Linked DNA regions of Homo sapiens: all the other regions are linked to region 3. A link is a loop called in an ENCODE intact Hi-C map of the cell type or tissue named here. Cell type or tissue: PC-9. All regions are shown on one strand. Region 1 overlaps SLC2A14 (solute carrier family 2 member 14). Region 2 has its middle 11 kb from the start of APOBEC1. Region 3 has its middle 37 kb from the start of FOXJ2.

What was found. Peaks named below come from ENCODE experiments on the same cell type or tissue, not always from the same donor. Only the 100,000 strongest peaks of a DNase experiment are listed, where the experiment ranks them.
Region 1: it touches region 3 in a loop (10-fold over the local background); 5 of 110 quality-filtered maps call a loop at or near these places.
Region 2: a loop joins it to region 3, with 6 times the contacts of the local background. A loop is called at or near these places in 3 of 110 quality-filtered maps.

Annotation. Positions count from the first base shown.
Region 1 is chr12:7,830,702-7,833,201 of GRCh38, reverse strand. It overlaps SLC2A14 (solute carrier family 2 member 14), which reads left to right. Exons shown (of 11, transcript NM_001286234.2): 3 at 388-480; 4 at 1,438-1,598. Among named protein-coding and RNA genes, the nearest start is that of SLC2A14, 41 kb to the left of the region's middle. In PC-9, CTCF peaks have their summits at 747 and 957 (motif pointing left); a DNase peak (open chromatin) is centred at 881.
Region 2 is chr12:7,676,017-7,678,516 of GRCh38, reverse strand. No RefSeq gene overlaps it. Among named protein-coding and RNA genes, the nearest start is that of APOBEC1, 11 kb to the right of the region's middle. RefSeq lists an enhancer at 1,005-1,074. In PC-9, a CTCF peak has its summit at 975 (motif pointing left); no DNase peak of the experiment used is centred here.
Region 3 is chr12:7,994,280-7,996,779 of GRCh38, reverse strand. It overlaps the pseudogene RPS20P28. Among named protein-coding and RNA genes, the nearest start is that of FOXJ2, 37 kb to the left of the region's middle. RefSeq lists an enhancer at 1,120-2,041. In PC-9, CTCF peaks have their summits at 1,200 and 1,409 (motif pointing right); DNase peaks (open chromatin) are centred at 1,379 and 1,899; H3K4me3 peaks cover 409 bases; H3K27ac peaks cover 1,120 bases.

The sequences.
Region 1 (2,500 bases), 160 kb after region 3:
AATGATCAATTCTTAGTAATCCTACCCAAGGCTGTGTTGTCCTCTTTCCTCCCAGTTCGTGAGTGGAATTCTATGCCTACCTTCACCTGATGCAGGTTTTTAAATATTTCCAAACTGACCAACCCAGTTTCTCTTAACTTCTTCCTTCTCCAATTTTCTTTTCCACTTTTACCAAGTTAACTTCACATTCTTATCTCCAGATAAGTTCTTTAGTATAATCTATTACTTTGTCTTCCCGATTAATTACCTAAATCTCGTTTGATGTTTGTCCTTTTCATACCACTCATAGGTCAGATTCTCCTAATACAGCTCCATAATTAATAAGAAACAGTCATCAATTACAAGTTTTAAGGACTATTCTCTCCTCCCTGTCCTCTGTCTCTCCAGGTCACCCCAGCTCTGATCTTTGCCATCACAGTTGCTACAATCGGCTCTTTCCAGTTTGGCTACAACACTGGGGTCATCAATGCTCCTGAGACGGTGAGTGCCAGGCCACAAGAATTAGAATCTGGAATAGGGAAATTATTCCTTTAAGTAGGGTTTCAAGAATTCAGAATTTAAGGCCAGGCATGGTGGCACCTGCCTGGAGTCCCAGCTACTCCGGAGGCTGAGGCTTAAAGATCACTTGAGCCCAGGAGTTAAACACCATCCTGAGCAACACAGTTAGTGAGGGTCCCTCCCCCAACTAGGGGAATTAAACTTTGTATCTATCCTGTCCAAGACTGAAGATGGAGACAATATTGGTGGGGAAAATTAGTGGGGTCATTTAATCAAAGGAAAAAGGTCATTTACTCCTTATACCCTGGGCAGTGCTGTTCTTCCTCCCACTCTTTCACCCTATAGTAATACACTTCCTGTATTATCCCTTAGGGGTTAGTTACCAAGCTGGCCAGGTTCGCTTAGCAGAGGGCTGGGGTGAACATCAGTGCTGCCACCTACTGGGATATTCAGGACAAATGAAAAATTACTATTCCAGGGAGAGTTAACATTAATTCCAATATGTTATCTGCCTCTTCAATTCCCGTCTATTTATTCCCTTGATTCTCTAGGGAGGAAATGATCCCTAATATTTGTTTTGTTTGTTTGTTTGTTTTGAGATGTAGTCTCGCTCTGTCACCCAGGCCGGAGTGCAATGGCGCTATCTCGGCTCATCGCAAACTCCGCCCCACGGGTTCAAGCGATTCTCCTACCTCAGCCTCCCGAGTAGCTGGGATTACAGGCATGCGCCACCACAACTGGCTAATTTTGTATTTTTAGTAGAGACGGGGTTTCACCATGTTGGTCAGGTTGGTCTGCAACTCCTGACCTCAGGTGATCCACCCGCCTCGGCCTTCCAAAGTGCTGGGATTACAGGCGTGAGCCACTGCACCCAGCATATTTGTATCTTTTGTTCTCATCCAACTGTAATAGTCTGTCCTCCCACCTTTTATTTTGCAGATCATAAAGGAATTTATCAATAAAACTTTGACGGACAAGGCAAATGCCCCTCCCTCTGAGGTGCTGCTCACGAATCTCTGGTCCTTGTCTGTGGCCATATTTTCCGTCGGGGGTATGATCGGCTCCTTTTCCGTCGGACTCTTTGTTAACCGCTTTGGCAGGTATTGACTAGAAACTGGGCAAGGAAGTGGGCTCTACCAGATGCATTGGGGACAAGTGTGGAGAGTTAGGGCAGGGAGGTGATGATGCCTTTGAATAAGAACACCTTGAATTCTAATCAAGGGAAACTAGCCCAACTGGCCCCGAATATGACTGCCCTTGCTTGGAGCTCTACTACCCTGGAGAGCTCCCACCCAGCTGTGCAAGAGATGAACTGTGTGAGTGATTGGCCTTTGCAGTCCAGTTAGGGATAGTTCAGAATTATTCCCTAGTAAGCTCAACTATGGGGTTTCCAGGAACATACTTAATTTACAAGGTCCAAAGTTGATTACTTTTCTCAAAAAAAAAAAAAACAAAACTGGGGTCTCATATAAATGTTTTTGTTACCTCTACACAGGATTGGTAGGAATTATCTTTAGTCTATGGCAAATGTGGATAATGGCCAAAAAAAGAAAACTGAATCGTCTTTTTTTTTTTTTTTGAGATGGAGTCTTGCTCTTGTCACCTAGGCTGGAGTGCAATGGTGCAATCTCAGCTCACTGCAACCTCTGCCTCCCGGGTTCAAGTAATTATCCTGCCTCAGCCTCCCAAGTAGCTGGGATTACAGGTGCCCGCCACCACGCTCGGCTAATTTTTGTATTTTTAGTAGAGATGGGGTTTCACCATATTGGCCATGCTAGTCTCGAACTCCTGACCTTACGTGATCCGCCCACCTCAGCCTCCTAAAGTGCTAAGCTTACAGGCATGAGCCACTGTGCCTGGCTGAAAACTGAATCTTCTTATTTTATACTAGCTTAGTAATCTATTTTAGAAGGTAGAATATATTTTCAGTTATGACTGACAAAGGAACTGTTTTAATTTGCCAATTAGATATTCTAGAAATGCAAGAATGTAATTCACATTT
Region 2 (2,500 bases), 320 kb after region 3:
GTGCAGTGGCTTGATCTGGGCTCACTGCAACCTCTGCCTCACGAGTTCAAGCGATTCTCGAACCTCAGCCTCCCGAGTAGCTGGAATTACAGGCGTGACACCACACCCGGCTAATTATTGTATTTTTAGTAAAGACAGGGTTTCGCCTTGCTGGCCAGGCTGGTCTCGAACTCCTGACCTGAAGTGATCCACCAGCCTCGGAGTCCCAAAGTGCTGGGATTACAGCTGTGAGCCACCGGGCCCGGCCCTATTTTCATCTTTCAAAAAGTAAATAATATACAATAATTATATGGTAAGTGATATGGGAGCTTTAGGCTCCTCATGGGGTAATTGTTCAAGGTCTCCTGGAACAATAGTAATTAAAACAATATCAGTTGTGAAAGAGAATATGATAACTACCGCAGGTGTAAACAGAAATGAGAAAATTAAATTCTTCCGGAAAGATGATTTAAAAAAAGAAAAATGCAAATTAAAGACTGAGTCCAACTAAATAAAAGAAGAGGTAGGACGCAGTGGCTCACGCTTCTAATCCCAGCACTTTGGGAGGCCAAGGGGGATGGGTTACCTGAGGCCAGGATTTCAAGACTAGCCTGACCAACACGCTGAAACCCTGCCTCTACTAAACATACAAAAATTAGCCAGGCGTGTTGGCGGGCGCCTGTAGTCTCAGCTACTGGGGAGGCTGAGGCAGGAGAATCGCTTGAACTCGGGAGGTAGAGGTTGCAGTGAGCCGAGATGGCGCCATTGCACTCCAGCCTGGGTGACAGCAAGACTCCGTCTCAAAAAAAAAGAAAAAAAAGAAGAAGAAGAAGGTCTGCTTATCTTGATATGGTTATTCAGAGATAGTAGTATTTTGACAGAGGGAGATGTCAGGGAATTTTATCTAGAGCAAAGGCAGGAAACAGATGGCAGAAACTGAGAGGGACTGGAGGAGTTTGAGCAATTTCTGTGTTGTGGTTGGCTCTACTAATTCTATTGTTTTTCTGCCCTCTGCTGACTTAAATGGGGAAAAGCAAATCTATGAAAACCCTTACGTCTGGGGGATTGAAGGACCCATTAAGAACCTGATAAAACATGTAGACACTCCCCCAGAAAATAATGCACATAAACACAAAATGTTTTGCATATAATTTCAGTGGCTGCATGGATAAACTATGGGACGATGAAAGGCACACTCCTCTTGAGTCAGGTATTTTTACTTTTGTCTCTGTTTATGATTTTGTGTGTGTGAGTACACACGAACTCTTTTGCAGTATTCAATTCCTTTTAAGTAACCTATTTCCCACTCCAGCTTTTTCTATTTCCATGTATCTATGGCAGGTTTGTTACGACAATTGCCCTTTAACCTATTCCCTACACTGCAGCTGTGGTGGTTCTTTGAAAACCCGATTCTGGACCAGGTGCTGTGGTGCACGCCCAGCACTTTGGGAGGCCCAGGCAGGAGGACTGCTTGAGCCCAGGAGTTCAGATCAGCCTGGGCAACATAACGAGACCTCGCCTTTACTAAAACAATTAAAAAAATAAAATAAGCTTGTACAGTGTTGAGCACCTATAGTCCCAACTACTTGGGAGGCGGAGGAGGAGAGAAAAATCACTTGAGCCTAGGAGTTTGAGCTTATGATGAGCTTTCATTGCACCACTGCACTCCAGCCTGGTGACAGAGTAAGACCTTGTCTCAAAAAATAAAACATAAATTAAAAAAACCCCAATTCTAGTCATGTTACTTCCCTGTGGTACTGAATTATTTTTTGCCTTAGGGAAGACAACCCCCTGATTTTCCTTAGAACATTTATTTCACTTTTTTTTTTTTTTTTTGAGATGGAGTCTTGCTCTGTCACCCAGGCTGGAGTGCAGTGGTGCGGTCTCGGCTCACTACAAGCTCTGCCTCCTGGGTTCACGCCATTCTCCTGCCTCATCCTCCCGAGTAGCTGGGACCACAGGCGCCCGCCACCACGCCCAGCTAATTTTTTGTATTTTTAGTAGAGACCGGGTTTCACCGTGTTAGCCAGGATGGTCTCGATCTCCTGACCTCGTGATCCGCCCGCCTCGGCCTCCCAAAGTGCTGGGATTATAGGCGTGAGCCACCGCGCCCGGCCACTTATTTCACTTTTGTTTGCCTTACTGCAATTAATTGTTTAATTAAAAAAACAAACAAACAAACAAAAAAACCCCATACACACTCAAAAGCATTTCCTGGAAGAGAATTGAAGTCTATGACAAAAATGCACAGACTGATCAAAAGTCTCTAATTTCTTCCAATTTCTGAAATTTCTCCTGGAAACTGATTTGTTTTGTTTTGAGACAGACTCTCCTCCATCACTTAGGCTAGAGTCCAGTGGTGCGATCTCTGCTCACTGCAACCTTTGCCTGCAGGGTTCAAGCAATTCTTGTGCCTGAGCATCCCAAGTAGTTGGATTACAGGTGTGTGTCACCACACCGGGCTAATTTTTTTTTTTTTTTTTTGAGACAGAGTCTCACTCTGTTGCCCAGGCTGGAGTGC
Region 3 (2,500 bases):
CCGCCTCCTGTGTTCAAGCAATTTTCATGCCATTTTTTTTTTCTTTTTTTAGTAGAGGCGAGGTTTTACCATGTTGACGAGGATAGTCTTGATCTCCTGGCCTCAAGCGATCTGCCTGCCTTGGCCTCCCAAAGTGCTGGGACTTCATGTGTGAGCCACCGCACCTGGCCAAAAGTTGCGTTCTTACCAGAGAATGTGACGGGGGAAGGGAGTGCCCAGGAGTTGCTCATTTATGCAAGGAAGCGTTTAGGGTGATGAATCAAAGAATTTAAGTCGGGTGATGTGGAAAGTAAAAATAGAAGAGTGATGGGCAGTGAAAAGTTGAGAGGGTTAATAGTGTAGAGATCCTGCTTCTATCAAGAAATGGTTAGAGAGGAAGTGATGGTCAGTGTGAGATGCAAAATAATACAGGTTTTACAAGCAGCCTTTTTTTTTTTTTTTTTTTTTGAGACGAACTCTTGCTCTGTTGCCCAGGCTGGAGTGCACTGGTGTGATCTCAGCTCACTGCAACCTCCACCTCCCAGGTTCAAGCAATTCTATGCCTCAGCCTCCTGAGTAGCTGGGATTACAGGCACCTGCCACCACACCCGGCTAATTTTTGTATTTTTAGTGGAGATGGGGTTTCACCATCCCGGCCAGGCTGGTCTTGAACTCCTGACCTCGTGATCCACCCACCTCAGCCTCCCAAAGTGCTGGGATTACAGGTGTGAGCCACCGCACCCAGCCGAGCCCATTTATTATAAATAACCAGGGCTAGGGTATTAACCATGGGAATAAATGACTGAGGTGGACTGGAAAACAAGATGATTGGAAATGAGTGGACAAGAAACTGACGGCCAGCCTATTCGATGAATTGTCTCCATGCATCATGGAATAGCCAGGACTGATGACAGTAGGAATGGTGTAAACTAAGAGAATGAATCAGGCTTCTAAATTTTCAGAGAATGTGGGGGAAGTGACCCAGGAGATCAGCAGATTATTACAATATCCTGATGGCATGCACTGAAAAGGAGCTGAGTTTTTAGGGGATGAGCAACAGTTTGAAGTAGGCAAAGAGCAGCATCGTAAGAGTTACAAGCGAAATGCTGAACCTACCCTGTAGTACTTTCAGAGAAGTGAGATCCGCTAACTTGAAGGATCAGGAAGGGGATCATGGTAAAAGTGGCATTTATATGGACTTTGAAAGATGAAAAGAATTTTGTGAGAAATAGATTTGGAAAGATAATTCCAGGCAGAGAGATGCTACTACCAAAGAAGGAAGTGACACTGTTCTGCCCACGCCTGGTGCTTTTGCAAATCCGCCTCCAGAGCCCGTTGCTATGGTGCTAGTAACATCCTTGGTATTACCAGAGCTGGTTAGCAGTTGGCCACCAGGTGGCAGTGTATATCTTTGCGCCATCCCTCCCAGTACTGGCCTTGGAGAAAAACTGGAAGTGAGAATTAGCATAGGTGCAGCTGAGGTGAGATCAGTGGCTTGTGGATTGTGTATTTAGTTAGGCCTGAAGAAGCAAAGCCCTCAGAGAAGAGGATAAATTTGGGAACATTTAGGGAGAAGATCAGGGAGAAGATAAAAGGAAAGGAAATTGCGAGAGTATAATGAGGCCTGAAAAGTAGCAGAGGGCTCTAGGAGGGACAGCCATGTCCTCTTGGCCATTCCTTGAGGAACTAGTTGGAATAGGCACGCCGCCCTAGACTTTACAAAACTCCGGAAATACACTCTTGGAACCAGAGGTGACAATTCACTGAATGAGGATTACCCCAACCAGCCACAGCGGGAAATCCTTGGAGAAGGTGTGCGCTGATTGGATCAGAGACCCGAAGGGAAAGAATCCCAGCTTGAAGAACCAGTTTGAATGTCAAGACTCCAAGAATCACTGCAAGAAAAACAGCCTTGTGGTGAAGATTCTAGGATTTAGGATCATTTCCAGATGAGAATCCACAAATGACTCACACAGTCTTTCTGAGGTTGTTAAACAGATTGCTTCCATCAGTATTGAGTCAGGAATTGAGACTGCTCACCACTGCACTTACTTGTCAACTATTTTCATAAATATTAGTTGTTTAAAGAAAGCAGCAGCCAAAAAGAAGAACCAGAGAGGGGAGATGTGCAGATTGGCAGTGCAAGGTGAGGAATAGGCACTAGAGCAACATTGAAAGAGAGTTTGGAGCAATGGCCTTCTTCTTCTTCTTTTGGTTTGTTTACTCAGGTAATAATTAAAAAAAAAAAAAAACTATGTATTTCCTCTACACTGTTTGTTTTTTTTGGGGTGGTGGGACGAAATCTCGCTCTGTCGCCCAAGCTGGAGTGCACTGGCGCGATCGCAGCTCACTGCAACCTCTGCCTTCCGAGTTCAAGCGATTCCTTCCACATGTTTTTAAGTGACATCTAAGAAAATTTTTTTTGTGTTTAAGTAGCTTCCAGGGATTAATTTCTGCTGTCCGGTATTTGGTATACATGCTTTCAGGGCCATTGCTAGCTTTTCCAGTGCCTTTCTGCAAA